Linked DNA regions of Homo sapiens: region 1 is linked to region 2. Evidence: read pairs that join two places in POLR2A ChIA-PET (ENCODE). Cell type or tissue: PC-3. All regions are shown on one strand. Links, peaks and the distances in the headings refer to the core of each region. The heading gives the core; the rest is flanking DNA. Region 1 overlaps ZNFX1 (zinc finger NFX1-type containing 1). Region 2 has its middle 38 kb from the start of SNORD12.

Region 1 (15,521 bases), core at 4,882-12,881, 59 kb before region 2:
CCTTGGCCTCCCAAAGTGCTGGGATTGCAGGTGTGAGCCACCGCACCTGGCCTCTATTTTTCTTAAAAAAAAAAAGGAAAGAAAATCTAGAGAGATAGAGATTATCATTTGAAAAAAATAAGGAGAAAGCATAACATAAACAGCTCCTTTGTCCAACAAAAACTCAACACGGTGATCTTGTGGTGTTTTAAAACAGAAAATGTAAGGTTGACAGAGTCATTTCAGTATTAAATTATTTTTATTTATATGAGACCTCTTTTGCTGGCAACTGGCAGCTTCCCAGGAGCTTTCTCCTGGGCATTTGGTAACAACAGAGGCCCAGCTTCTCACCTGGTAATTCAGACGGACAAAGGGAATGTTTACTTTCACTAGCCGTTCAAAAAGGGACACCTCAAGGTTGAAGTTCTTGGCCAGATCATACACGTTGGCACTGGGGCGCAGCTGAGAAGAGAAACATGGCTGAGGATTCTCTACTGATAAAGTCATTTAACCATCCATACTTCCATCCATCCAACCAACCATCAAATGTTTTTCAAGTGTTGACTATGTGCCAGGCACTATTCTACATACTCACAGTTTAAGGATTAATAATGACAAGGGTTAAGGATTAGTAGAACTAAAGGTGATATGACAGAGTGCCCCATGGTGGGTTTTTTCTAGCTAGGCCTCTGAACAGTGACATCTGAGTAGACACTAGCATGGCAGAAGTTGCCAGTTCTTCAGTCATTTGAAAAGCAAGATCCATAATGGGGAGCGGAAAGGACACAGTGGGACACCAAGAGCAAATGGGATGAAGTCAGAGAAATAAGCTGAAACCTGATCACATAAGCCTTTGTGGGCCACTTTAAGAAGCTTGATTTTTATGCAAGTGCAATGGGACACCACTGGAGGGTTTTCAGCTGGAAAGTGATATTATCTATCTACCTTTTTTTTAAAAAAATTCACTTTGGCTCCTTTATGTAGAGTGCATTAAAAGGTAGCAAAAATGGAAGCAGAGAGACTGAGGAGCATGCTATTACAATACAGTCCACTCAAGAGGCCATGGTGGACTAGGTAAATAGCAGAGGGAATGGATGAAATAAATGACGTTGCCACTAAAATATACCCCAAATCTAATAGCATCTGCTCTTAGACTGAACGTGGGAGGTGAAGACAAGAGGAATCACAAGAAGCTACTAATAAGCTTGAGGACTGTTGAAGCAGAGGCCAGGGTCTTCCTTTATGATCTCACCCCCACGGAGAGCCAGCCCATCTTCTAGGGGGACTCTCGTTTTACCTGCTGGTGGTCCCCAATCAAAATGAGGTGCTGGCAAGCTTTGCTCAATGTGGCAATGGTATGGGCCTCAAGGACTTCCGCAGCTTCTTCCACTATGACAATCCTCGGCTCCACCTTCTGTAGGATCTGGCGGTATTTGGCAGCACCTCAAGTGAGGAAAGAAGAGAAAGGCTCCTCTGAGCTGAGGCACAGGACCCACAGGGCCACTGGGCCTCTGGGAATCCACTTCTGTATCTTCCCTGAACCTGCATCAGCGACAGCTGGTCCTTATAGTGTTCTGGGTGGTCTCCAGAACATTAAAACTGTGTTGGTCACTGTTGGAGTTTCAAACCCAGCAGGAGAAAGTGAGTGAATTTCTTTTTTCTTTTTTTTTTTTTCTTTGAGACAGTCTCACTCTGTCACCCAGGCTGGAGTGCAGTGGTGCGATCTCAGCTGACTGCAACCTCCACCTCCCAGGTTCAAGTGATTCTTGTGCCCCAGCCTCCCGAGTAGCCAGGATTACAGGCACCCACCACTACACCCAGCTAATTTTTGTATTTTTAGTAGAGATGAGATTTCACCATGTTGGCCAGGCTGATTGCAAACTTATGACCTCAGGTGATCCACCTGCCTTGGCCTCCCAAAGTGTTGGGATTATAGGCGTGAGCCACTGCGCCTGGCGAAAGTGAGTGAATTTCACCAAGAGTTCTCAAAATATGGGTGCTTTCAGTAGCTTTTCATGGTATTTTCCTCTAACCTACCAAAGAAGCTCCTCTTTACCTGTCCTTAGATAATCTGGCACCAGAAGTGAACTTAGATGCAACAGGCAAATTTCTCCACAGTTTCTTACCTGTGGTTGTCATTCCTACAACCTGGGCATCTTTAAGAATGTGCAGGTCTTCCTGGAGTCTCAGCTCGGCCATTCTTTCTGCTGATGTGCGGTACTGGCGTTCATAGCTGAGGATCTTCCGGCGGGTGTCAGCCTGGTACAACTGTAGCCAGAGCCTGGAGAATGGGAAGAACCAAGGAAAGAAAGCCACATGCTCTTTGAGAAGGTGGAAGAACGCCCTTCAGTGTGCCCAGTGTATGAAGTGAACCTTGGACCCTTGGAGCATAGTGACAAACAGAGAGATACATTCAGGGACCTAAGAATCCAAAATGCCCAACAAAAAGATGTGCAGAGTAGTCAGGAGCTAAGGAAAGGGGTGAGATAAAGAACAAAGGTTAACTATGGGAAGAAAATAAGAGACTTTAAAAACTTTGGGAAGAATTCTCCCAGCTGCAGCATCCCTGCCTAATTTCCCTCCCCTCCTCTAATTCTCCATAGAGTATTTATTTTATTAGTAAAACTGATGATGTCACTAATCGCTGTAAAACTTTCCAACGGCTTTCTACTACTTTTTTTTTTTTTTTTTTAAAAGACGGAGTCTTGCTCTGTCACCCAGGCTGGAGTGCAATGGCGTGATCTTGGCTCACTACAACCTCCACCTCCGGGTTCAAGCGATTCTCCTGCCTCAGCCTCCCGAGTAGCTGGGATTATAGGCACCGGCCACCACGCCCAGCTAATTTTTTGTGTTTTTAGTAGAGACGGGGTTTCACTGTGTTAGCCAGGATGGTCTCAATCTCCTGACCTTGTGATCCGCCTGTCTCGGCCTCCCGAAGTGCTAGCATTAAAGGCGTGAGCTACTGCGCCCGGCCTCTCCTACTCTTTTTTTTTTTTCCTGTAGAGATGAGGTCTCACTATGTTGCCCAGGCTGGTCTTGAACCCTGGGCCTCAAGAGATCCTCTAGCCTCAGCCTCCCAAAGTGGTGAGATTACAGGTGTGAGTCATTGTGCCTGTTACCTCTCTGTTCTTTTCTGAGTTTTTATACCCATTTGTAACTTTTTATTTGTGGAATTACGTGATTAATTTGTTACCCTGGATAGACTCCATAGGCTCCACGAAGGTAATAATTAATTTGTTACCCTGGATAGACTCTATAAGCTCCATGAAAGTAGAGCAAAGTGTCTATTCTATCCCATGGCTGTATCCCTATCACTCAGCTCAGTGGTGGTGCTCAATCAATAATTAGTTAACATCGTTGAAGGTCTTGGAGGTGGAGAATGTTCTAGGAACAGAAGAGGAACTCCCTACATGGGTTGGCTAGATGTGGAACACAGTACCTATAAAGCTGCCAGCGAGAACTGAGGTCCAGCTGCCAAACATCCTCGATCTCGTTGGCCTCGGCTGCAGTCATGGTGTTCAGTTTGCGAAGCTCATCCTTCACTCTTTTTTTCATTTTCTTTTTCTGGTTGCGCTGGGTCTGCAGACATCAATACCAGGCAGGGTACTGTCTGAGCAGAGGCAGGCTTGGTTTTAAGCCCAAGGCAGGGGTCACAGCACGTAAGAAAAAGGGCTGGCATCACTGATTAATGTCAAGTGTCTTACATTCTCCCAACAGCTCTTCCACTGTAGAGTGGCTAAACAAGGACTCTGGAGCCAGTTTGCCTGGCTTCAAAGCCCTACTCTACCTCTTACTAGGTTGTGGGACCTAGTAAGGTAAATGACCTAACCTCTGTGTCCCTCAGTATCACCTTCTATAAAATGGGAATAATAATGGTATCTCTTTATAGGATTGTTGGCTTGTCAGGAGTAAATACGTGGAAAGCATTTATACTAGTACTAGCACTAGTTATCATTAAACATCTTTGACCATAGCCTGTTTCTTGTTCCTAAAATGCATGCCATGAAAGTCATGGGGGTGGTACTTTCTTGTTGAATGCTGTACAACCAGTGCCTAGCAACTGGTGCTTCACACAGGACTTGGCACAGTGCCTGCTAAAACGGTCCTACTGCCATCGTATCAACACAGTACCTTTAACAAGTGGTGGAAAGCACTGTTTATGAGAAAGTGCTCTCTTCTGGCCGTCACTGAGTCTGAGGCTATGAGCCTTTAGAAGGCTCGCAAGTCAGACAGATGTCACTAAATAAAGATCTTCCCGCTGCTTCAAAATGAAACAAATCAACCTTTCCTGATGCCTCCTGGGAGAGATGCTGAATCTGTGCTTCTAAGAATTGAGATCATGACTCCGCTCACCACATATAGTGATACTGAACTGAACTAGATCAGGTGCAAAGCCAGCACTCAGATGAAAACTGCATCCAAAGTTGCCCTTGAAAGTTCTCAAATCATTGGTAAGGTTTACAAATTCTTATTTTGAATATCTAATCCTCGATCATCATAGTTATGCATGGTAAACAGTGAGGACTACTAGGCTCCACCAAAAGGAGCAGAGGGAAGGCTACATGAAGACACCTGGGCATTCATACAATTCTGGCTTTAAGAGAAGTGTCAAATTCCAGGCTGAATGAAGGAGGAATATTCCATCCAGCCTGGAGGTCTCGCTTCATTGCTTACTTTAATCCTCTAAAATCTTAGTACATGTTCACAAACTCATTTGAAATAGAGAAAACAACACTCCTGAAGGCATTAAGTACTGAGACCGTGTTTGACCTGACTCATATGTGCTACATTCTTCCACAAGTTCTACAGAAGCACTTGGCTACCTGCTTCCTGTCTTTCTAAGTTGGCATTTCTTGCCAGAGGCCCTCTGAAGAACCATCGTATTTATATCCTTGGGAATCACTAAAGCCATCTCATACCAGGGGTAGGCTGTAATACAGGTACTTAGCTAATTGTAATGGTGAAGTGAATATACTGTATCAGAAGTGGGGGAAAACAAGCGGTCAGAACACTCTCAGGCCTGTTTCAACCCAAGGAAGTGAGTTTACCTGCCACTCTCCTGTGGCTTGCTCCTGTCCAGCTGCTGTCCCAGTGCCACAATGGTCTAGCCTCATGGCCAGAAGCATTTTAGCCAACTCCTGGTCTGCTCCACTCTCTTCCTTCTTCCGCCGCTGGGGCCTCACCACCTCTTCCTCCTCAATCACCCGGTCTGCTTGAATCAGGTCAGCTTCCTCTGCGATCTCTATCAGCGAACTCTCCTCCTCCCCTTCTTCCTCCTCATCCCCTTCTGCCTGGGCTAAGAGAGAGAAACAGGCAGGAGAGAGATGAAAACTCTTTTTTTTTTTTTTTTTGATATGGAATCTCGCTCTTTTGCCCAGGGTGGAGTGCGGTGGTGCGATCTTGGCTCATTGCAACCTCTGCCTCCTGGGTTCAAGTGATTCTCCGGCCTCAGCCTCCTGAGTAGCTGGGATTACATGCACCCACCACCACGCCTGGCTAATTTTGTAGGCTAATTTTGTATTTTTAGTAGAGATGGGGTTTCACCATGTTGGTCAGGCTGGTCTCGAACTCCTGACCTCGTGATCTGCCCGCCTTGGCTTCCCAAAGTGCTGGGATTACAGGCGTGAGCCACCGTGCCTGGCCAGAGATGGAAACTCTTGAAGCTAAGGGACAGAAGACGGCACCTGCAAGAGCTCAGATGCATGAAGACATTATCAAGGGTTTATGTGATTTTTTTTTTTTTTTTGAGACGGAGTTTCACTCGTTGCCCAGGCTGGAGTGCAATGGCACAATCTTGGCTCACCACAACCTCCACCTCCCGGGTTCAAGCGATTCTCCTGCCTCAGCCTCCCGAGTAGTTGGCATTACAGGCATGCACCACCACGCCCAGCTAATTTTGTATTTTTAGTAGAGACAGGGTTTCTCCATGTTGGTCAGGCTGGTCTCGAACTCCCGACCTCAGGCCTGCCTCGGCCTCCCAAAGTGCTGGGATTACAGGTGTGAGCCACTGCACCCAGCCCTATGTGATTATTTTTGAGAAGAGAAACTAAAAGGAATGAGAGGAGAGTTAGGAAAGGCTTAAGGTCTCCTTATATACTTTTTGTTACGTTTTACGTTAAAAAATCATACGAATATATGCCTTTTAAAGAAAGGTTTTGGCTGTGCGTGGGGCTTATGCCTGTATCCCAGCACTCTGGGAGGCTGAGGTGGGTGGATCACCTGACGTCAGGAGTTCGAGACCAGCCTGGCCAACACGGTGAAACTCTGTCTTTACTAAAAATACAAAAATTAGCCAAGTGTGGTGGCGCATGCCTGTATTTCTAGCTACCTGGGAGGCTGAGGCAGGAGAATCACTTGAACCCAGGAGGTGGAAGTTGCAGTGAGCCGAGATCGTGCCATTGCACTCCAGCCTGGGCAACAGAGTGAGACTCCATCTCAAAAATAAATAAATAAGGCTGGGCGTGGTGGCTCATGCCTGTAATCCCAGCACTCTGGGAGGCCGAGGTGGGCAGATCACCTGAGGTCAGGAGCTCAAGACCAGCCTGGCCAACATGGGGAAACCCCATCTTTACTAAAAATACAAAATAAGCTGGGTGTGGTGAGTGTGCCTGTAATCCCAGCTACTTGGGAAGCTGAGGCAGGAGAATTGCTCGAACCTAGGAGGCAGAGGTTGCAGTGAGCCGAGATCACACCATTGCACTGCAGCCTGGTGGACAGAGTGAGACTGTGAGACTCAGTCTCAAAAAAAAATAAATAAATAAATAAATAAATAAAATAAATACACAATAAATAAATAAAGGTTTTACTTATACCAAATACATATACAATGGAGGGCATACAATGTAAATATGTAATATAAAGGATAATAAAAATATATAAAATGAATACCCAAGTACCTTCCACCCAATTTAAGTAGAAAACTGACAAATTTTTTGAAGACCTTTGTTAGCCTTCCTAACCCGAATTTTATATTACTCATTTCCTTTTTAAAAGATAATAATGTTACCACATTTATACTGTATCTAAGTAACACATTGTCTAGTATATATGTTTCCATAACTTGCCTTTTTTTTTTTTGAGACTATGTCTGTCACTCAGGCTGTAGTGCAGCATTGCAGTCATGGCTCACTGCAGCCTCAACCTCCTGAGCTCAAGCCATCCTCTCGCCTCAGCCACCTAAGTAGCTGGGACTACAGGCACGCACCACCACACCCAGCTAAACTTTTTCCTTTTTTTTTTTAGTAAAGACAGGGTCTCATTATGTTGCCCAGGCTGGTCTCCAACTTCTGGGCTGAAACGATCCTCCTGCCTTGCACTTGCAAAGTGCTGGGATTACATGCATGGGCCACTATGCCCGGCTAACTTGCCTTTTTCATTCAGCATGTTTTTGAGATTCATATGTGTTACTGTATATGCTGTGTTTCATTCCTTTTCACTGTTGTACAGTATTTCATTATCTGAGTTGACTTAATTGATCCATCCATTGAAGAAATGTTGATGAACATTTGAGTTCTTTCTGATTTTCTGCTATGATAAAGTGGTTATGTAAATTTAAATATCCCCAGCAGCAGTGCATCAGAGTTTCCATTGCTTCAAATTCTCATCAACATGGGGTTATATCAAACTTTAATTGTTGCCAAACTGGTGTGTAAGTAATAGTTATCTCATTGTGGTTTTAATTCCTCTAGTTTTTAATGAGCACTTTTCATATATCTATTGAACAATTTCCTATTTTGTGATGTGCCTGTTAAAAGTCTTTTATCTCATTAGCTGCGCGTGGTGGCACTTGCCTGTAATGCCAGCTACTTGGGAGGCTAAGGCAGGAGAGGAGAATCGCTTGAACCTGGAAGGTGGAGGTTGCAGTGAGCCGAGATCACACCACTGCACTCCAGCCTGGGCAACAAGAGTGAAACTCCATCTCAAAAAAAAAAAAAAAAAGTATTTTATCTCTTTTCCTTATATTAAGCTATTTGTCTTTCTCTGATTGACTCATAGCTCTTTATTTATTCTGGGAATTATTTTTAAGTCTCACTGTTCTGGTATTTACTATATTCTACGTTAAGATTTGATTCTAGGAAGACATGCACTTCTTACCTGTATTCTCAGGTCCTGCTGGAGAAACACTTTGCGTGAAAGAACCGACACCAAGACCTAGCCACTCCAGCATCATGGAATGCTTCCAGTGCTGGAAGCAAATCCATTCACTATCCTAAGGAAAGAAGAATGATCATTTGTGAGGATTCTATGACAACCAATGTGAAGGCTGGGTCTCCTCAAAGAATCAAAAGCAGATTGGGGCATGGTAGCTCATGCCTGTAATCCCAGCAATTTGGAAGGCCAAGGCAGGAAGACTGCCTGAGCCCAGAAATTCAAGACCAGCCTGGGCAATACGGTGAGACCCTATGTCTTTAAAAAGAGAGAAAAAAAAAAGACTGGGCGTGGTGGCTTGCGCCTGTAATCCCAACACTTTGGGAGGCTGAGGCAGGCGGATCACCTGAGGTCACGAGTTTGAGACCAGCCTGGCCAACATGGTGAAACCCTGTCTTTATTAAAACTACAAAAATTAGCCAGGCATAGTGGTGCATGCCTGTAGTCCCAGCTACTCAGGAGGTTGAGGCAGAAGAACTGCTTGAACCCGGGAGGCAGAGGTTGCAGTGAGTGGAGATTGTGCCACTACACTCCGGCCTGGGTGACAAAAGCAAGATTCTGTCTCAAAAAAGCTGGGTGTGATGGCATGCACATATAATCCCAGTTACCCAGGAGGCTGAGGTGGGAGGACTGCTTGAGCCCAGGAGGCCGAGGCTGCAGTGAGCTATGATTATGCCACTGCCCTCCAGCCTGGGCTCAAGACCCTATCTCAAAAGAAAAAAGAATCAAAAGTAATTCCCTTAAAGTTTATAGGCTGTACTATTCACAACAGCAAAGACATCTAATCAACCTAAATGCGCATCAATGAAGGACTGGATAAAGAAAACGTGGTACATATATACCATGGAATACTATGCAGCCATAAAAAAGAATGAGATCATGTCCTTTGCGAGGACCTGAATGGAGTTTGAGGGCATTATCTTTAGCAAACTAACACAAGAACAGAAAACCAAATACTGCATGTTCTCACTTATAAGTTAAATGATGAGAACACATGGTCACATAGAGGGGATCAACACACTGGGGCCTATTGAAGGGTGGAGGATGGGAGGAGGGAGAGGAGCAGGAAAAATAACTGATGAGTACTAGGCTTAATATCTAGGTGATGTACAACAAACCGCCATGACACAAGTTTTTTTTTTTTTTTTTGAGACAGTCTTGCTCTGTCGCCCAGGCTGGAGTGCAGTGGCACGATCTCGGCTCACTGCAAGCTCTGCCTCCCAGGTTCACACCATTCTCCTGCCTCAGCCTCCTGAGTAGCTGGGACTACAGGCGCCCGCCACCATGCCCGGCTAATTTTTTTATTTTTTTAGTAGAGACGGGGTTTCAGCGTGTTAGCCAGGATGGTCTCAATCTCCTGACCTCGTGATCCGCCTGCCTCGGCCTCCCAAAGTGCTGGGATTACAGGCGTGAGCCACTGCGCGCTTGGCCTCATGACACAAGTTTACCTACGTAACAAACCTGCACACGTACCCCTGAACTTAAAAGTTAAAAAAAAAATTAAAAAAGAAACATCATATTGTTAAAAAAAAAAAAAGTTCAGAGGCTGTGAACTGGCATCTCCTTGGGCAACTGGAACATTTAACATGACTTGTATAGAATTTTAAAAATCAAAGGGCTGGGCACGGTGGCTCATGCCTATAATCCCAGCACTTTGGAGAGCCGAGGTGGGCGGGTCACCTGAGGTCAGGAGTTCAAGACCAGCCTGGCGAATGTGGTGAAACCCTGTCTCTACAAAAATTAGCCAGGCATGATGGCAGGTGCCTGTAATCCTAGCTACTCAAGAGGCCAAGGTAAGAGAATCGCTTGAACCCGGGAGGCGGAGGTTGTAGTAAGCCAAGATCGCGCCATTGCACTGCAGCCTGGGGTGAGAGAGTGAGAACTCTGTCTCAAAAAAAAAAAAAAGAAGAAAAAAAAAAAAGAATTAAAAAAATTTTCCAGCCTATTTTGACAAAATCAGGAGCTATGGCAGCAATGACTGTTTATTACTGAATGGCAACAAATGGCTGGAGCTGGGTTGCTACCACATCTGTTCTAGTTTGCCACAGTCCTCTCCGCTTCTTAATATTTCAAATCTAGATTGCTTCACTTATTTGTAAGACCTGAATGACCTCTGTAAGCTTTTGGTTTGTAATCCTGTAAATCAGCAACCTAATGGTAACAAAGCTACCATTTCACTGGGTTCCTAGCCTGCCACTTTACAGAGACTGTCTCAGTTATTTCTTACCATATCTTTTGAAGGTAGGCATTATTATTATCCATGTTTGATTGCTGAGGATCACATGAACCCAAGTCACACAGTCAGTCTGCATGACTATATCTATCAACTCCCAAGTTCTCTATCTGTGCTAGTTTGCCTCTGGTTATGATTTTCTTCATTTCATTTAACAAACACTTATAGTACAGTTACTAAATTAATAAGTTTACAAATATCACCTTGCTCATCTAAATAACAATCCTGTAAGAACAAAGATCTGTAAGAAATTGCCTTTTTTGCAAATCAATATTACAGATGTTGGCAATTTCATATGGTTCAACTTAATGCTTATTATTATCCCCATTTTATAAAAGGGGAAACAGCCACAGAAAATTAAGTAACTTGTCCAGAGCCAAGCTCAGACTAAAACCCAACAGGCTGGTTCGAGTTTTGTTCCTGACCAGCATATTCAGCTGCCTCTCATCACAAAAGGGAACTTTACACATTGTGGCAGCATCAGATTATCAAACAGGTAAAGTTTTGGACTGATGCTTCTCCTGGAGGCTACCTCAAAGTACTGAGGCCAGAGACATATTTGTGTCCCCCAGGATGACCCCTACCTGCACTGGTCCATTCATGAGACTTTCCCAGTGCTGGGGTGAGATGTACTTCTGCAGGTACTGTTCCCGTAGGACACCACGCATGGTGCACTCCAGGGTCTTGGCTCCTTCATGAAGCTCTTGCTCTGACTCCTTCATCTGTGTCATGATCTTCCAAGAACAGAGGGAAAGAAATGATGAGGAAATATCATCATCCCCCAAACTCAGTCCTCACCTTGAGGGAAAGCAAAGCTAAGACAGGAACAGTAAGGAGGGAGAATAAATAAATAGACTGGTCAACAAACCAATTTCCCAAGGCACATTATTGTGGTCTTGAAACCAAAGAACTAGTATCGGTTGAGTGTGGTGGCTCATGCCTGTAATACCAGCATTTTAGGAGGCCAAGGCAGGTGGATCACTTGAGGTCTGTAGTTCAAGACCAGCCTGGCCAACATGGCAAAACACTGTCTCTACTAAAAATGCAAAAATTAGCCAGGCGTGGTGGCAGGTTGAATATCCCTTATCCAAAATGCTTGGGACTAGAAGTGTTTCAGATTTTGGAATATTTGCGTTTATACTTACTGGTTGAGCATTGCAAATCTGGAAATCCAAAATGTGAAATAATGTTGGGCCGGGCGCGGTGGCTCACGCCTGTAATCCCAGCACTTTGGGAGGCCGAGGCGGGTGGACCATGAGGTCAAGAGATCGAGACCAGCCTGGCCAACATGGTGAAATCTTGTCTCTACTAAAAATACAAAAATTAGCCAGGTGTGATGGCGGGCGCCTGTAATCCCAGCTACTCAGGAGGCTGAGGCAAGAGAATCGCTTGAACCTAGGAGGTGGAGGTTGCAGTGAGCCGAGATTGTGCCACTGCACTCCAGCCTGGGTGACTGAGCAAGACCCTGTCTCAAAAAAAGAAATAATGTTGGCACTCAGAAAGTTTTGGATTTGGATTTTCCAATTTGAGATGCTCAACCTACACAACAGAAAAACAAACAGGCCAAGAATACTGTGGGAGAGACTTCAAGGCTCACAATATCTGTTCTCTCTCTTTTCCTTAGTAATAAGAACTCAGATTTTTGACTGGGCACATTGCTGCCCAGCTAAAAGATGACATTTCCCTGGTCAGTTGGCTGTACACAGAGGTGCTGTGGGTGGTATGGGGGAAGGAGCGTTAAGGTAGGGTGGGGATGGGCAGTGTTTCCTTGTCTTTTCTCCATCTTGGATTGTGAAGGCAAAGGTCATACCAAGGGATTGGCAGAATAGAATGCTGAAAGGAACCTGGGTCCTCCAGAGCTTTGAGGAGCCTCCAAATCTACCCTGGGCTGCCTACCCAGAAAGCCACTGCTATCTTGTTTAGGTCCCTCTTGAACTACCCCAGATATTTCAGAGCTGGGACTTACACTCATGTAGGCCCTTCGGAGGTGCATGGGGAGGTTGCGGCGGAATTCCCGCTTGTTCCTCAGCTCCCTTAGGGTGAACTGCTTCAGGATTTCACTGTTGCTCCTTCCACCCACCCGCACAATGCTGGTCTTCTGACAATTGTAGATGCCTGTGGAACAAAGTGGAGCATGGCAGGGTTGAGAGGAGCTTATGCTAGGTTCTCTCAGGTGAGAGCTGTGTGTATTTGGGATCTAGTCTGGTCCCTTAGAGAATAAACTTGTGCTTAAAGGAAATTTACCCCATTAATGAGTGAGAAGGTCCCCGAGAAGATGTGACCTGCAGAGCAGTAAAGTGTAGCACTTAAAGAGTACAGGTTCTGGAATCAGACAACTAGGGATCCAACTCTTAGCTCTACCACTTATTGCTGTGTAACCTGGGGCAAGTGACTTGAGTCTCAGTTTCTCTGTCTGTGATTTAGAGATGGCAATATCTCCCATATAGGGCTACAGTCTGGATAAATGAAAGAAAATCTTTAAAGCTCCTAGCTAGGGCCCAGCACAAAGCAAGCACCCAGGATATGTTACATATTTTTCACTCTGCAGATTTACTGATTGCTCATATGTTTTAGGCATGTGCCAAGTTCTGAAGATATAGCAGTAGAAACATAGGCCCAGTTTCTGATTTGTTATCATTTCTTTGTCTCTGGCAGGAAGTTACTCATTAAATAATTAATACGGCAGCAATAAATGTAGTGAGTACTGGTAGCAGGGGACATTACCTAGTCTGGGTGGGGTAGGGATCTATTTTTAAGAATCTAATATTTAAACTCAGACTCTAAGAATAAAGATTTATCTAGGTGAAAGGGAGGTATAGAAGAATAAAAATAAAGGAAAAGCATATATTTATTCATCCATTAATGTTATTTAGTATTTTTTGAGTGCCTAATATGTGCCAGGATATGTGAATACAGCAAGAAAAGGACCAATCCTCATCTAGGGTAGCGATACATAAAATAGATTATAAAAAAATAAAAAATGCAAAAGAGACTTCACTTTGGGGCTATAGAAAAAGTCCACCTGAGAAGAGAGATTTAAAGTGGGACCAGAAGAATGAGTAGGGCCAGGTTGAGTAGGGCCAGGTTGAATAAGCTCAAGATGGAGAGGGAAAAAACTATTCCAGGCCAGAGGATGGCATGGGCCAATGGAGGACGTAGAGGCTTTCAAGGAACTGAAGATAACCAGTGTTGCTGGAGTTAGGGAGAACAAGGTTAAGAAGTAGGAGCTGTGGTTCACAGTCCAGCTGGGACAGATCACAAACGGCCATGTAAGTAATGATAAGGACTGTTGACTTTGTTTGAAGAGCAATAGAAAGCTACTGAAGTTGCTGATGGTTCAATCATCAACATCTTGATAGAGAACAAATTTGCCTATAAGTATTACCTTCCAGAAACTGGTCCAAAGCATGATTAGTATAACACACAACCAAGATGGGGAACTTCTGGAGGCTAATTTGCCAAACAGACTCGTTGGTTAGGAGGGCCTGAACAATTTTTAGACCCACATAGGTTTTGCCTAGAAAATAAGGAAAAAGGAATTTAACAATTTAGACATTTTCTAAATAAAGTAATTACTCAGAGCAAAATCTTTTTTTAAATTTAATATAATACATTAAGATAGTTTAAAATCTAAGAAGCGTACATTGTATATTGTGAAAAGTCCCTCTTGCACTCTGTCACCCAGTTCTCTGGGTGGAAGCAACCAATGTTACCAGTTTCTTTTGTAACTTTACAGAGACAGTATATCCACGCATATACAAACAATACAAATGTGTATTCTTTTTCTAGACTTCCCCTTTTCTCCTTAAAATATGAATAGTAACAGACAATTTTTACCATTCTACATCTTGATTTTTTTCACTTAATGTATCTTGAAGGTCATTCTCTATCAATACATAGGAGAATCCCATCCCCCCCACCCCCCCCTTTCCTTTTTACAGCTGTTAAGGTATTTTTTAGCCAGTTTTCTATTGATGCTGTATATATTGTTTCCAATCTTGTGGCAAATTAGAAATACTTTTTATATACATGGTAGATTTGCTTTTGTGATGGGAGGGGAAAACTTGTAGAAATCAACATTGGAATAAGAGTTATAGGCTCATTAGTAAATGGCCATTAATTAATTAATTAGGCTAAAAACTGCTAAATTCTCTCTTTTTGTTTGAGATGGAGTTTCGCTCTTGTTGCCCAGGCTGGAATGCAATGGTGTGATCTTGGCTCACCGCAACCTCTGCCTCCCGGGTTCAAGTGATTCTCCTGCCTCAGCCTCCCAAGTAGCTGGGACCACAGGCGCATGCCACCATGCCCAGCTAATTTTTGTATTTTTAGTATAGATGGGGTTTCACCATGTTGGGCAGGATGGTCTTGATCTCTTGACCCTTGTGATCTGTCCGCCTTGGCCTCCCAAAGTGCTGGGATTACAGGCGTGAGCCACCATGCCTGGCCTGCTAAATTCTTACATTGTGTCAGGCTGGTAAGGTAGACACTGTCCTCAAAAATCTCAAAGTTGAGGGAGGGAGTGATATAAGATAATCAAAGATTTCACTACAGCAGGATAAGTAACAATTTCTTCCTTCTTTTTTAAGGCCCTATGTTGTCCAGACTGGAGTGCAGGGGCTATGTGTACTGCAGCCTGAACACCTGTTTTCAAGGGATCCTCCCATCTCAGCCTCCCAAGTACTTGGTACTACAGGTACTCGTCAAGACGTCCAGCTTTGTTACATAAAGTTTTTTTTTTTTTTTTTTAAATCATGAGTTGCCATTACTTCATTGGTGTTTTTTAAAGACTTCTTCCTGTTTGGGGTTTTGTTTTCTTTTGGTACTTCCTTTCGGAGAGTAATTTAGCAGTAGCTATTTTAACTGTTAATGTAAATTCCCACTTCTAATAATAGTTATGACCCCAGAGTAGAATTAGAGAGTGGCACCTGGGGAGAAAGGTATGGGAAGGTATAGTTCCACGACAAGTACAATGTGGCAGATAGGAGCCAGGATTCTACAGCTAGACTGCCTGAATTCAATTCCTAAACTTGTCACTTAACATTTGTGTGAGCTTCAGTACATACTTCCCACCTCTTAAGAGGTTATTTAACCCTTCTTTGCCTTAGCTTTCTTCATCCGTATAACAGTTTTGTTTTTTTTTTTGAGGTGGAGTCTTGCTCTG
Region 2 (15,521 bases), core at 5,041-13,040:
AGAGAGAGTACCAAGTCATGGGGTTAGAGAGATAACAGGGCGGCCGGGCATGGTGGCTCACACCTGTAATCCCACCACTTTGGGAGGCTGAGGTCAGGAGTTTGAGACCAGCCTGGCCAACATGGTGAAACCTGGTCTCTACTAAAAATACAAAAATTAGCCGGGTGTGGTGGCGGGTGCCTGTAGTCCCAGCTACTCGGGAGGCTGAGGCACGAGAATTGCTTGAACCCAAAAGGCGGAGATTACATTGGGTTGAGATCTCGCCACTACACTCCAGCCTGGGTGACACAGAGAGACTCTGTCTCAAAAAAAAAAAAAAAAAAAAAGCGATAACAGGGCGTCGGGTCATGTAGGCCCTTGTAGGGCCACTGAGTGAGATGATGAGAAAACATTAGAAGTTTCTGAGCAGAGAAGGGATGTGATCTGACTTAAATTTAATAGAGTCCCTGGCTGCTGGTTGGAGGACAGACCTTGGGAGACAAAGGTGGAAGAAAACAAATTATGAGGTTTTTTTTTACCTGGTTCAAGTGAGCCATGATGGATATTTGAAGAATTTGCTAAGGGTGACAACACAGAGGAATCCAGGCCAACTACAAGATATTCGGCCTGAGCAACTGGAAAGATAGAGCTGCTAGTAACTGATTTGGGGAAACTTTGTAAGGTGAACATTGACTGGGAGCAAAGGATGAAAGGCCCCTTTATTTTATTTTATTTTATTTTATTTGTATGTGTGTGTGTATGTGTGTTATTTGTTTTGTTTTGTTTTGTTTTTTTGAGACAGGGTCTTTCTCTGTCACTCAGGCTGGAGTGTGGTGGCGCAATCATGGTTCACTGCAGCCTTGACCTCCCAGGCTCAAGAGATCCACCTACCTTAGCCTCCTGAGTAGTTGGGACTATAGATGCATGCCACCACACCTGGTTAATTTTTTAATTTTTTTGTAGAGGCAGGATCTCCCTATGTTGCTCAGGCAGGTCCCAAACTCTTGGCTTGAAGTGATCCTCCCATTTTGGCCTCCCAAAGTGCTGGAATCCCAGGCGTGAACCACCACACCCGGCTGAAAGGTGGCTTTGGCGCTGCTAACATCAAGGTCCCTGTGAGACATCCGAGCAGAGATGCCAAGTTGGCAGTTGGAGACTAGAGTCTAGACTTCACGGGAGAGGTCCAGGCTGGGGATGTAAACTCAGAAGTTGTCAGTTTATTAGTGTTTAGAGCCATGAGTCTGGATGAGATGGGAGAGAGAGAAGAGGCCCAAGCCTGAGCTTTGGGCACTTGATTAATTCAAAGCCACAAGATGAGGAAGAACCACCTGAAAAGACTAAGAAGTTGTGGACAGTGAGGTAGGAAGAGAACTAAGAGAAGAAAGTGCTGAATGACAAGCAGCATCATGGTAGCTGGCCATGGGAAATGGCCCGCCAAAAACTGCACACTGCGGTTCACACTCTTGCTCGGCCCCAGCCACTTTCCTCTGGGCTGTCACCATAGAACTAACAAAAAGCAGCAGAAGTGGCAGCCTGCCTTCTGAGGCCAGGTCACAGGAAATCTTGCAGCTTCTACCTTAGTGTTTTTGAATGCTGCTCTGGGATAAGCCAGTTGCCATCAAAGAAGTTTGACTACTCTGAGCCACCACGATGTGAGGAAGCCCAAGCTAAGCATGTGGGAAGCCCAGGATGGAGGGAAAAGATGGCCAACCAGGGCCATGGTTGTTCCAGCCATCTCAGCTGAGGCACCAGCCACAGGAGTGAAGAATTTGTTTTAGACATCCAGTCCAATCAAACCTTGCCATGACTTTGGCTACAGCTGCACCAGCATGAGAAACCCTGAGGGAGAAACCCACAGGACTAGGAGAGACAGTGACACACTGTCATTTTAAGGCTCTATATTCTGGGATGGCTCATTCTACAGTGGATAATGGAGACAGGAGTTCATTGCAAAGGGAGACTGACCAGTCCCCTGCCCGCAACAGAGCACAGCCCTCTTCACCCAGACCCATGGAGAGGTGGCTGAGCAGACCTCAGCTGGGCAGCCCTCCACACTCTGAAGGCTCCCCCTTTCCTGCCTTAGTGGCAAGAATAATAATTTTCTCTTTGTGCCCAGAGAGCTGGCAACTGCCAAGTGCCCTGCTGTCCCCAGGGCCCTTACAAAAAGACTGCAGGGGAGGTTTTTCTGAGAACTGGGTCACCGGTTACTTAGATGCTTCAAACCTGGCAGAACAGAGAAACATCAGATAAAGGAGACTGGGAACTTCATAGGAAGCTGCTGGTCCTTGTCATGGGGACACACCATGACAAGCCACCAGAGAGTGGCTGCCTGCCCTCTCTGGACCCTTATGTCATAGGGACCTCCTCTCTTCTAGAGAGCTCTCTCTTTCTTTGTAAATGTTTGTAAATCTTTCTTTGTAAACATTTTGGAAAGTATGCATTAATCAGGCCAGACACGATGGCTCACGCATTTAATCCCAGCACTTTGGGAGGCCGAGGCGGGCAGATCACTCGAGGTCAGGAGTTCAAGACCAGCTTGGCCAACATGGTGAAACCCTATCTCTACTAAAAATAGAAAAATTAGCTGGGCATGGTGGTGGGCATCTGTAATCCCAGCTACTCGGGAGGGTGAGGCAGGAGAATCACTTGAACCCAGGAGAAAGAGGTTGCAGTGAGCTGAGATCACATCTGTAATCCCAGCACTTTGGGAGTCTGAGGTGGGCAGATCACTTGAGGCCAGGAGTTCGAGACCAGCCTGGCAAACATGGTGAAACCCTATCTCTACAAAAAATACAAAAATTAGCTGGATGTGGTGGCACATGGCTGTAGTCCCAGCTACTGGAGAAGCTGAAGTGGGAGGATCACCTGAGCCTGGGAGGTCCAGGCTGCAGTGAGCCGTGATTGTGCCACTACACTCCAGCCTGAGTGACAGAGTGAGACCTTGTCTTGAACAAAACAAAACAAAACAAAACAAAACAGAAAAAAACCTGTCCTTTTCTCCCACTGCCTGTTCAGTTCCCCAGAGGCAATTGCTTAACATTTCTTTCACATTTATTGGAATAGGTAACACAAGGCGTGTGCTAAAAATTTCAAAAGGTACAAAAAAGGTAAAGAGATTAAGTCTCCCTCCTTCCTTCTCCCCACCCAGCTCCTCTCCCTAAAGACAACCACTTCTACCAGTGTATTACATCTCCTTCCAGAGATATGCTATGCATATGTCAGCATATAATATAAACAGCCTTAAAAAATAAAACAGGGCTGGGAATGGTGGTTCATGCCTGTAATCCCAGCACTTTGGGAGGCCACGGTGGGTGCATCACCTGAGGTCAGGAGTTCAAGACCAGCCTGACCAACATGGTGAAACGCTTGTCTCTACTAAAAATACAAAATTAGCTGGGCGTGGTGGCTCATGCCTGTAATCCCACCTACTTGGGAGGCTGAGGCAGGAGAATTGCTTGAACTTGGGAGGCGGAGGTTGCAGTGAGCTGAGGTTGTGCCATTGCACTCTAGCCTGGGCAACAAGAGGAAAACACCGTCTCAAAAACAACCACCACCACCAACCCAGAAAGGGTAACTTGCTACAAATGCTGTTCTGCACCTTGCTTTTCCACTTAACCATATATTTTGAAGGTCTTCCATATCAGTAGGTAAATAACTGCTTTATTATTTTAGGGGACTGCACAATATTCCACTGTAGGGATGGACCGTAATTCATGTAACCAGCCCCTACTGAGGGACACTGAGGTTGATGCCAACCTTTTGATATTACAGTGAAACAGCAAATAATCTTGTACTCATGTTTTCTTGCACATGTATGCCTCTCTCAGTAAAGATTCCTGAATCAAAAGACGTGTGCTTTTGTCATTTTTTAAAATTTTTATTTATTCATTTATTTTTGAGACAGGGTCTCGCTCTGTCACCCAGGCTGGATTGCAGTGGCACGATCATGGCTCACTGTAGCTTGACTTCCCGGGCTGAAGTGATCCTCCTGTCTCAGCCTCCTGAGTAGCTGGGACCACAGGTGTGTGCCCCCATGCCTGGCTAATATTTAAATTTTATTTTTAGTAGAGACAGGGTCTTCCTATGTTGCCCAGGCTGGTCTCAAACGTCTGGGCTCAAGCAATCCTCCCGCCTCAGCCTCCCAAAATACTGGAATCCCAGTATTATAGGCTGTGCTTTTGTACTTTTAATAGGTATTGACAAAATGAGACTGTATTGATGTTCTTGTTTGCAGACTTCATACTTAAGTGCCCCTTTCCCTACACCTTCCCCAATTCTATTCAAATAAAAATCAACATCTTTAATCTGTGCTGTAGAATTGGTAAGAAATGTATCTCTGCACTTTTACATTTGAAATATATTGTTAGAAGGTTGAGCATCTTCATATGCTTAATTGTCATGGCAACCACTTCTAGCCTGTGTAGCGATTTCTTCTAGTTGTTTATTTCCATAGAGCTAAATAATGTTTGAATGTAGCCATTCATTGATTTATCAGCTTTAGGTGTTATCTATTGATTTTTGCTCCAATACATGAGGATTTAGCTCACTTACAGTGTCATCCTTGCACCTCCTCTATCTTTCTACCCTTCCTTCCTTCTCTCTTTTTTATTTTTATTTTTTTTTTGAGACGGAGTCTTGCTTGTTGCCCAGGGTAGAGTGCAGTGGCACAATCTTGGTTCACTGCAACCTCTGCCTCCCAGGTTCAAGTGATTCTCCTACCACAGCCTCCCAAGTAGTTGGGATTACAGGCGCCCACTGCCAAGCCCAGCTAATTTTTGTATTTTTAGTAAAGATGGGGTTTCACCACATTGGTCAGGCTGGTCTTGAACTCCTGACCTCAGGTGATGCACCCACCTCGTCCTCCCAAAGTGCTGGGATTACAGGCGTGAGCCACCGTGCCTGGTCTCTTCTCTTTATGAAAAATATTGCTGGTTTTCCATTTATAGTAGTGATATATTTTTTTCCTTTCCTTTTCTTATTAAAATAGACTATTTTTTAGAGAAGTTTTTGGTTCACGGCAAAATTGAACAGAAAGTACAGAGTTCTCATATATTCCCTGCTCCTCCCACCCCTCAGTTTTTCCCACTACCAAGGTCCTACACCAGTGGTACATTTGTTACAATCGATGAACCTGCACTGATACATCCTTATCATCCAAAGCCCATAGTTTGCCTTAGGGTTCACTCTTGGTGCTGCACATTCTATGGGTTTGGACAAATGTACAATGACATGTATCCACCATTATAGTATCATGCAGAATAGTTTAACTGCCCTAAAAATCCTCTGTGCTCCACCTATTCATCCCTCCCTCCAGCCTAACCCCAGGAAACCACTGATAATTTTACTGTCTTCATGGTTTTGCTTTTTCCACAATGTCATGTAGTTGGAATCATACAGTATGTAGTCTTTTTCAGATTGTCTTCTTTCAGTTAATAAAATGCACTTAAGTTTCTTCCACGTCTTTTTGTGGCTTGATAGCTTATTTCTTTTTAGTGCTGAATAATATTCCATTGCCTGGATTTACCACAGTATATTTATCCATTCACCTCCTGAAGGAAATCGTGGTTGCTCCCAAGTTTGGGGAATCATTAATAAAACTTCTAGGAACATCTGTGTGCAGGTCTTTGTGTGGACATAAATTTTCAGCTCATTTGGGTAAATACCAAGGAGCATGAATATTGGATCATATGGTAAGTGTACATTTCATTTTGTAAGAAACTGCCAAACTGTCTCCCACAATGGCTATACCATTTTGTTTTCCTACCAGAAATGAAAAAGAGTTCCCGTTGCTCCACGTCCTCACCAGCGTTTAGGATTTTAATCCTTTGAATAGGCATGTAGTGTTATCTCATTAGTATTTTCATTTGCAATCTCCTAACGACAGGTGATGTTGAGCATCATTTCATATGTTTATTTGCCATCTGTATATCTTCTTTGGTTGAGGTATCTGCTTAGTTCTTTTGCCTATTTTTTTTTTTTTTTTTTTTGAGACGGCGTTTTGCTCTTGTTGCCCAGGCTGGAGCGCAATGGTGCAATCTTGGCTCACTGCTACCTCCCCCTCCTGGGTTCAAGGGATTCTCCTGCCTCAGCCTCCTGAGTAGCTGGGATTACAGGTACCCGCCACCACACTTGGCTAATTTTTTGTATTTTTAGTAGAGATGGGGTTTCACCATGTTGGTCAGGCTGGTCTCGAACTCCTGACCTCAGGTGATCCACCCGCCTCGGCCTCCCAAAGTGCTGGGATTTTACAGACCTGAGCCATGGTGCCTGGCCTCTTTTGCCAATTTTTTAATGAGGTCTTTTGTCTTCTTGTTATTGAGTTCTAAAAGTTCTTTATATATTTTGGACAGCAGTTCTTTATCAGGTGTGTCTTTTGCAAATAATTTTTCCCATTCTGTGGGTTTGGTGGGTTTGTCTTCTCATTCTCTTGAGTGATGTGGCATTTAAAAAAATAAAATTACTTTAAGTTTAAAAAGCAAGTCCATTTAAAGAGAAACACCCAGGAAATAATAGCCAAGGTGGTAGAATATGGTGAAAAAATGAAAGGGCACCCAAGAGCCTCAGGTTTGGGCAATACTGATGACACATAGAGCCTGGTTCCCTGGCAATTATTATGGCGGTTACTACTATTTTAATAATATTAGCAGTTACGGTTGGTATTTTTGCTATTACAATTAATGGCATAGGGGCTGTATCGCCCCTGTCTTCCTGGAACCTGGAGGCAATGAGGAGCTCTGCAAAGTTGTTGAGATTATTATGACCATATCTGGGTATTTCACCACTACAAAGAGCTGCGCAAAGTTTGGACGGTAGGAATCGGGGTGGACATCAGCTCGGTGACAGGTAGGAGGTGGGTCCGAGGAGGGGTCGGGTCTGGGAGCCTCCGCCCCCAACTCAAGGCAGGCTACACAAGATCTGTCTCCGTTGGCGTCCCGGTACCTAGCTTGAGCCCGACCATGGGCATGCGTGGCGTGGCGCGAATCCTGTCCCTGTCGCTCGTCCTGGCCGCGGTGGCCACGGGGGCCTGGGAGCGGGGGCCGCTGGGCGTGCTCTTGCCCTGGCAGGGCTCCGCCGCGCTGGGCCGCTGCTGTCCTGGCCGTGACCCGATGTTTGTCGCCCGCGGGCCCCCGCGCTGCTTCTGCGACCAAGCGTGCGGCGCGGCGCGGCGCGGGACTGCTGCGCAGACTATACGCGGGTCTGCCCAGGTGCACCCGGGGAAAGGCAAGGCACTAGCGGAACGCTCGGAGCGGAGGGGAGCTGGGGCGGGGGATGAGCGGAGGAAGGGAGCCCAGCACCTAGGGGGCTCTGGGCTTGGAGGGGTCACACGAGCCGAGGGCGGGGCGCGGCGCTTGGGGACTGGAAGGGTGCGCCGCGGGGCAGACGGGACGTGCAGGGGGTCGCGCGGGCAAGGAGGGACGCAGACACTCAGGACCTAAAGGGGAAGCACTGGCTGTGGAGCTGCGAGCCGAGAAAGACGCGCAGGTTATGAACCTGGGTGCGTTCATCTCGGGGGACCTGAAGGAGAGGGACTCGTGGAGAGTTGAGGGGTGTTTCGGAGGAGGGGCGCAAGGACTGCTCACAGGACTTGAAGGGCGGCAGGAAGGTGGAGGATTCGGCCCAGGTGCGGGACGCAGGCGGTGGAAGGGAAATGAGCACAAGAGGCGCAGGCAGGAAGGAGAGCGCCTGGTGCGAGAGAGGAAGGAGCGCACCCAGTAAGCGGTGTCGGGGGGGTCGTGAAGCTTGGAGGGCCTCGAGGGGAGGGAGGCGCTTGGGTTGAGGTAGGGCGCCAGATTTCGCAAATCAAAATACAGCACACCCAGTTAAACTCGAATTTCAGATAAACAAATCTTTCTAGAGAAAAATATGTCCTAAATATCGCATGGGATATACTTATACTAAAAAATTATTTGTTGTTTTTCTGAAATTGAAATCTAACTCGGAGTCCTGTATTTTATCTGAGAGCCCCAGCTGGGGACGGGCGCGGGGCCAAGAGAGCTGCGAGGGAGGAGGGGTTGCAAGCTTCTTTCGGGCGGAGGGGTCACAAGGCGAATGGAGAAGGTGACAAGGAGCATGGAGAAACCAAGAAAAGGGCTAACGCTTGGAGAGCAAGGATGGAAAGACGCTCAAAGCGGAGGCGGAACGGTCTGAGTGATTCCAAAACTAGTGTGTCCAAGCTGGTTAGAACTCAGGCAGGCGGGTCCAGAAGCCGAGGGGCCTGACAGATACGCAGGTGAAGTCCATCTGTGGTCCGCGTGCTGGGCGTGGCCACCGGGCTAGTCCAAGCATTCCTGGTAAAGGCTCCTCCAGAGTGGTACCCACAGCGCTCTATTAAGGGCTATTTTAGTTGAGTCATTAGTGGGAAGGACGCTGCCTATCCCCTCCCCCCCCGCCACCCCACTCCCTTCTTCTAGAGATGGAGCCTTGCTCTGTCGCCCAGGCTGGAGTGCCGTGGTGCGATCATCATTCACTGCAGCCTCGAACTCCTGGGCTCAAGCGATTCTTCTGCCTCAGCCTCCCAAGTAGCTGGATGACAGGCACGCACCACCATGTCTGGCTCTCTATCCTTTTTAAATCCCAGAAGTAAAGTTTTCACACCCACTGGAGACAAAAAAAAAATCTAAATTCTGTCACCCTGTAAAACGGTTATGACCCAACTTTCCTATGTCAGGGAGGAAAGTGATTGATTGGGCCCCTCTACCGTGTGATATCACTAGAGCTTCCTTCAGAAATTTGTTTTAAAAGACAGAGAGGGCGCTTTTAAAAAAATGCATAATGGGTCGGGCACAGTGGCTCATGCTTGTAATCCCAACACTTGGGGAGGCTGTGGGAGGATCATTTGAGGCCAGGAGTTCGAGACCAGCCTGGGCAATATTGGAAGACCCAGTCTCTACAAAAAATTAAAAAAAAATTAGCCTCAAATGGTGATGACTGCCTGTAGCACCAGCTACTCAGGAGACTGAGGTGGGAGAATCACTTGAGCCCAGGAGGTTGAGCCTGCAGTGAGCTATGATTATGCCACTGCACTCCAGCCTGGGTGACAGAGCGAGATCATGTCTCAAAAATAAATAAATAAATAAATAAATAAATAAAAATGTAAGGGACCTAACATCCATTAATCACCTATCCCTCTGTGCCCAGAAGCTGGGCTGGATGTCCCCTGGAACCTGAATACATTCTCCCTGCCCTCTGGGGTTCAGGTATGGAATAACATCCCTGTTTAGCAGTCAAGAAAAGCAAGGCTCAGAGAGGAGAGGGCTTTGGGCAGTCAAGAATTCCCAGCCAGTGGAGGAGCTGGGTCTGATTCTGAGTCTTCTAGCTCCTTGCTGCCAGGAGTGGCCAACGTTGGAAATTCAGGCAGCAGTGAGATGAGAAAGTAATTTTGGATGTGGTGTCTTCTCAAGCCATAGGCAAAAGAGAACTCCTTCCAGATTAAATTTGGGGAAGGACTGCCTGGGGGTGCTTTTGTACTGGTTGGTTTTCTGTGTAGAGAGTTCATGCAGCCGCGGGTCTGTACTGATTGGAGCTGAAGTCCCAGGTTAGCACCACCAACAGGGGCTCCCCTGCCACAGCGCAGGAGTGGGGGCCCAGGATGGGTCCAGGCAAAGGCATCAGTGATACTTTCTCATGGTCTGACCGACACCCACAGAATCACACAATGTTAGCCCCTCCCAAGAGATGTCCTTTCTATACGGAGTGGGGGCTGGAGGAACCAGGAGCCTCAAAGCTTTGCTTTCACCTTTGTTTTGCTCTTTTGGGATCTGCCTCCTTATCTGGAGCAGGGTCTTGTGAAGAGACGCAGGGAAAAGTTCACTTTCCACCTCCCAGGGGAGCAGGCAGGAGGGGACTAGTTAGGAGGCAAAAGATGTAGAGAAGTATTTGCTTTTTTCATGGGCTATTTTTAGGAGATAAAGTCAACTGCCTTAAGTGATCAATTGTAATAGAGGGAGATGTTGAAGATGACTTAAAAAACAAACAAAATCCGCAAACAACAAATCTAATATTTATGAAATACCAAATGTCAGGAAGGTACTATTTTAAGTGCTTGAAGTAAATTGTCTCATTTAAGCCTCATAATAACGCTATGGAACAGTGTTATCATGTCTGTTTTACAGATGAGGAACTAAGGCACAGAGAGGTTAAGTGACGTGTTCTGGGTTGCACAGCTCTTAAACAGCAGATCTGGGATTTGCACTCCAGCAGTCTGACTCCAGATCTCAATATTGTATAGCAGCTCAAGGGTGGCAGAGACTCAAGAATGTTAGGAGAGGGAAGCTTGAGTCTACAGGTGTAAGGAGACCCCTTGACATCTTCCCCATTTAGTTCAATTAAAATTTTCTTTTTTTTTCTTTTTCTTTCTTTCCTTCCTTCTCTCTTTTCTTTTCTTTTTCTCTCTCTCTTTCTTCCTTCCTTTCTTTTTATTTTTCAGGGTTTCACTGTGTCACCCAGGCTGGAGTGCAGTGGTGCAATCATGGCTCACTGCAACCTCTGCCTCCCAGGCTCAAGTGATCCTCCTACCTCAGTCTCCTGAGTAGCTGGGACTACAGGTGTGGGCCACCACACCCAGCTTTTTTTTTTTTTTTTTTTTTTTTTTTTTGTATTTTTTGTAGAGATGGAGTTTTACCATCTTTTCCAGGCTGGTCTCAAACTCCTGGGCTCAAGCTATCCTCCAGCCTTGGCCTCCCAAAGTGCTGGAATTACCAGTGTGAGCCTCCACACCCAGCCTCAATTACAATTGGTGGCCACCTTCTGTGTGCCCAATTCAGCTAGAAGCACTGGGGGATGGAAGCAAGGCTGGAGTTCTGGTACCCCTCAAGCTTATTGTCTATTTTTGGGAGACAAGGTAGTTGGGAAAGGAATAAATAATTTCAGTCTGAGCAAGGTGAAGCTTGGAAATGATTGGTGAGGATGGTGTGGAGGCAGGGAGAGAGTGGGGCTGGAGTGATTAGTAAGGCCTTGAAAGATAGACACCACTGTATTTTCCAAGTTATTTACAGAATGTTTCCATGTATTCTATACTTCTTAAATATCATCTCAACCCTGTATGGTTGATGTCCCTACATATACACTTATGTGTTTCCTGTAGACTTAGTACTCTTAGGGTTGTGACACAATTTAACTTAAGTTAACAAGGATATTTATTGGCTTAGGTAACTAAAGAACAACCCAGGGATTCCAGAGCTTCAGGCATGACTGGATCCAGGGGCTCCAAGGATGTCATCAGGACTCTATCTCTTTCCATTCTTCGGCTTTTCTTGTGTTAACTTCATTTACAGGCATGCTGTCACCAAGTGGTAGCAAAGCTAGTGGTCAAAGACAGTAGCTGTAAACTGCCATCCTTAATGGATTGAGAGCATTTTTCCCCAGTTCCAGCCAAAATCCCAGGGCTGGTTCTCATGGGCTCAGTTTGGATTAAATGGTCATTGCTGACCCAATCAATCACTGAACCCAGGGAGAAGGAATATATCAACTGGCCATGTGGGGGTCACCTGCCTCATACCAGGAACGAGAGGGTGCGATCAGCCCTGTCCAAACCATGTGGATTGAGAGTGGGGAGTTTTGGTTTCTCAGAAGAAAACTGAGGTGGTATTCCCAGAAGATGGGGGAAAGGAGGCTGGGAGGGTACTACTCAGCTGTGGGAGACCACGTGCTTTGGGAAACTTTGGGTAAAGTGTGCTGAGATGTTGAATAGGAGGAGGGCACGGTAAATGACTGTGGATGAGTTGCAGGAAAATGTAGATTTTTAGCCACTGAGCTTGGGGGTCTCCATCTATGATCCACTGTCAAAAAAGATCCTTCGTGAACCCCCTCAATAGGAGATGGGAACCACTGAGGGATTTCAGGGAACAGGCCAGAACTGTATTCTAGAAAATCCTTTTGGTAGACAATAAGGAGGGCAGATGGTAAGGAGGCTGGGCAGTGTGGTTCAGAGGAGAAAGCGGGGTTTGGATAATGCAGAAAGACATTCCTTGGCTGGGCCCCGTGGCTCATGCCAGCATTTTGAGAGGCTGAGGTGGGTGGATCACAAGGTCAGGAGTTTGAGACCAGCCTGGCCAACATAGTGAAACCCTGTCTCTACTAAAAATACAAAAATTAGCTGGGTGTGGTGGCACGTGCCTATAGTCCCAGCTACTCCGGAGGCTGAGGCAGGAGGATCGTTTGAACCTGGGAGGCGGAGGTTGCAGGGAGCCGAGATGGTGCCACTGCACTCCAGCCTGGGCGACAGAGAGAGACTCCATCTTAAAAAAAAAAAAAAAAAAAAAAAAAGGTGTTCCTTCATGAGCCTGGGCCTGTAAGGGTGGGGTGAAGCGATTCTAAGGGGTCTGTGGGAAATGTGGTCTGGCCATGGCAGGCTCAGCTGGCACGATGTCATCTGGGTATCCAGGACTCAGTGAGCAGCCTTACCACCGCCCTACCCCTTTCTGTAAGGCTGGGAAGCTAGAATTTCTTCTTTGGTCAGGAAAAGTGGGCTGGGCTTTGCTTTGAGAAACACTGCTATCTGGTGTTGCCTTTTTGCAATGTCAGCCTGTGGTTATATTTCCTTTGTTGTTGCTAAGGCAAGATTTGCTCACTCATTGTTCAGTGGCACATCACTTCCTGAGTTGCTGTGTGCCAGGCCCTGTGCTTGGTGATGGGATACAGCAGGGAACATGACAAATGAGGACCCTATTGTTGTGGAGCTGACACTCTAATGGAGGAGGCAGACACTACGAGAATAACCACAGATGTACTGAGTTTGTGATCCTGGGCCTATGCGAGGGGTGATGATGGTTCCCTCTTGTGTGCGTGCTGCCAGTGAGACGGGTAGAACACGTGCAGGGTGGTGCCTGCCTAATTTTCCGCAAAATCTCTCACCTGCCTGGCAGGCAGGGCAGGAGATCGTGGTGGACTTTGGGGATACCCCTTGGTCCAGCTGTCCAGCCAGTGCCTGAATCTGGTCTGCAGTCTTCCTGCCAGGTTTTTTAGCCACATTGTGAACACTTTCAGTGACACAAAACTCATTCTTCTAGCAGCTTCTTCTACTGTAGATAATCCTTTCTCTCCTGGGAAACCGCAGGAGCCATCATGCTTCTGCCCTCACCCCCACCCAGAGAGATGGGCAGTCATCCTTTTGAAACCTTTGGTATCACCACGTCACATCTCTGCTCAGAACTCGGCAATGGCTTTTCGTCATGCCTAGAATAAAATCTGAACTCCTTACAACAGTCCTCAAGGCCCTATATGCTATCTTTGTCCCCTCCCTCTCTGATGTCACCTCCTACCACTTTTCCTCTGGCTTATTTTCCTGCAGCGACACTGGCCTCCTCACTGTCCCTCTGATATCCTACCTTTACCCTGCCTCAGCGACTTTGCACTGCCTGTTTTGTGCCTGGAATACAGTTCCCTTCCTACACAGTTCCCTTCATCACTTTCTTGGGGGCTCTGTTCAGATGTCCTTGTCTTGGAGGACTTCCTTGACTCCTGCCTAAAATAGTTTCTTGTTACACCACCCTTGGCACTCTTTCTTTTTTTCCCTGCCTCTCTCTCAACCCTGGCCACTCTTGACCTGCTGTTTTTTCTCAAAGCACAGATCACTAGTTGAAATTACATGGTTGCATGTTATTGTTTATTGTCTGTTTCCCCCACTGAATGTCAGCTCCTTGAGGGCAGGGCTGTACCTGTTTTGGTCATCTGTGTTCCCAGCACCCAGCCCAGTGCTCTGCACACAGTAGGTCCTAAATTGTTGTTGAACGAATGCATAAAGACCATTGAACTGGGCATTTACAGTATGGCCAGTGCTTTGCATTCGCCATTGCAACAAACCCGAGACTGTGGTTCAAATCCAGGTTTGTCTGACTCTACATCCTTGGCTCAACTTAGGGATTCTGCCTCTTAAGCCCCAGTGGCCTCATCTCTGAGCTGGGTTTGACAATAGTGCAAACACATTAGGAGTTGGGGACCTGGCAAGTGACAGATGGTACCCCCAGAAGGGTATAATAGAAAACAAGGGCTCTATTCACAGAGGTGGGGGCAGCAGTACAGGACAGGAGGAAATGGTGTTATTGGAGCCTGTGAGAGTAGGATCTGCAGCCAAGGGCCCCCTTCCCCAAAATGGGGGACAATAAACACCTTGGGTGCACTCTCCTCCTGCCCTCTGCTCCTCTCATCCCCGCTGGTGTTCCCCACTGGTTCAACTCTACTGGCAGCCAGGGAGAGGCTGGGAGATGCACAGGCTTGCTGGGGGTTGAGTATGGAGAGGGAGTACAGAGTTTCAGGAGACTGTTGTGAGGATTAAATGAAGTCATGTATGGGACTTGCTTGGTTTAGCATCCAAAGCACAATGAACGGGGTTATTAGATGGATGATGAAAGCACTTGATCAGTCTTAGGTTGCCACACTGGGTGTCTCCCCTCCCTCCTCCTTCTTGCCCTCCCTCTTTCTGTTTCCTTTCTTCTCTTGTTTACCTTCCTTTCTTTCTTTTTCCTTCCTTCCCTCTGAGCTTTTCAACTCTGCTAAGATGGGCAGATTGAAGGATTGTTTGCTCCAAGAAAAAAATTTTAAACCTCTGAGATTTATGCAAAGAATATGTGACTTCCTGACCTTCCAGAGGCACTGCTGCTTGTCTTTGGCACAATAACGCCATTCCTTCATCAAGGATGCACATGATTTTTTCCCTCTTCACATTTTCACGTTGCTGAATTAGGACATGTCTCATAGCTGGGAGGGCTTTTCCTGAAGACAGACCTCATCTTTCTTGTTAAACGCTGTGTCTCCAGCACCCAAGACAGTTCTGGGCTCGCTGCAGATGCTTGGTAAATATTTGGGGTATGAGTGAATTAATTCTGACAGTGGTGGCCGCCTTGCATGTGCAGCAAATGTGTGTGTGTGCCGCTGACAAAACTTGCTGGCACATCCGTAGAAAGTCTCTCGCTGGGGAAGTGCCCAGATTCCGTTTCTGCTAGACTGCCTTTCCCTGTCTGATTTGCTCTGGTCCTGATCTGGGAGTGTGGACTTGGAATGAAGAAGTGTCGGTCCCAGCGGGGACATCATTAGAAATACCACCTGTGGTAGACATGTGAAGCACCTCAAGGATGGGGGAACCCAGCACGTTCCTTTTGTGATGATGAAATATTTCCGACATACACCACCAATGTAGAGAGATAATACAACAAACCCTCGGGAAAAGCTAAGAAACAAACCTTGACAATTGCCACTGCAGTGTCTGTTTCCCTCCTGTAGTCACCTGCTGTCCCACTCTCCCCAGAGATTGTCACAATGCTGAATTTGACATTTAAAATTCCCATGCATATATGGGGGTATGTGTGTGTTTATGTACATAAACATACACTGTACATTCTTTTTTTTTTTTTTGAAACAGAATCTCGATCCGTCGCCCAGGCTGGAATGCAGTGGCACAGTCTTGGCTCACTGCAACCTCTACCTCCCAGGCTCAAGTGATCCTTCTGCCTCACTTTCCCTAGTAGCTGGGACTACAGGCGTGCACCACCATACCTGGCTAGTCTTTGTATTTTTCTTTTTTGGTAGAGATGGGATTTCACCATGTT

Evidence for each region. Peaks named below come from ENCODE experiments on the same cell type or tissue, not always from the same donor. Only the 100,000 strongest peaks of a DNase experiment are listed, where the experiment ranks them.
Region 1: POLR2A ChIA-PET joins it to region 2 with 13 read pairs; 23 of 35 experiments call an interaction of 5 or more read pairs at or near these places.

Annotation. Positions count from the first base shown.
Region 1 is chr20:49,252,390-49,267,910 of GRCh38, forward strand. ZNFX1 (zinc finger NFX1-type containing 1) reads right to left here. Exons shown (of 14, transcript NM_021035.3): 4 at 13,746-13,877; 5 at 12,327-12,475; 6 at 10,945-11,094; 7 at 8,074-8,188; 8 at 5,028-5,275; 9 at 3,419-3,558; 10 at 2,106-2,260; 11 at 1,277-1,422; 12 at 331-441. Among named protein-coding and RNA genes, the nearest start is that of ZNFX1, 18 kb to the right of the region's middle. In PC-3, for the core only: no CTCF peak of the experiment used is centred there; no DNase peak of the experiment used is centred there; H3K4me3 peaks cover 317 bases; H3K27ac peaks cover 1,410 bases.
Region 2 is chr20:49,311,402-49,326,922 of GRCh38, forward strand. No RefSeq gene overlaps it. Among named protein-coding and RNA genes, the nearest start is that of SNORD12, 38 kb to the left of the region's middle. RefSeq lists enhancers at 7,053-7,634, 7,635-8,216, 12,327-12,828, 12,829-13,328. In PC-3, for the core only: CTCF peaks have their summits at 9,303 and 12,478; DNase peaks (open chromatin) are centred at 9,260 and 12,500; H3K4me3 peaks cover 1,029 bases; H3K27me3 peaks cover 3,658 bases.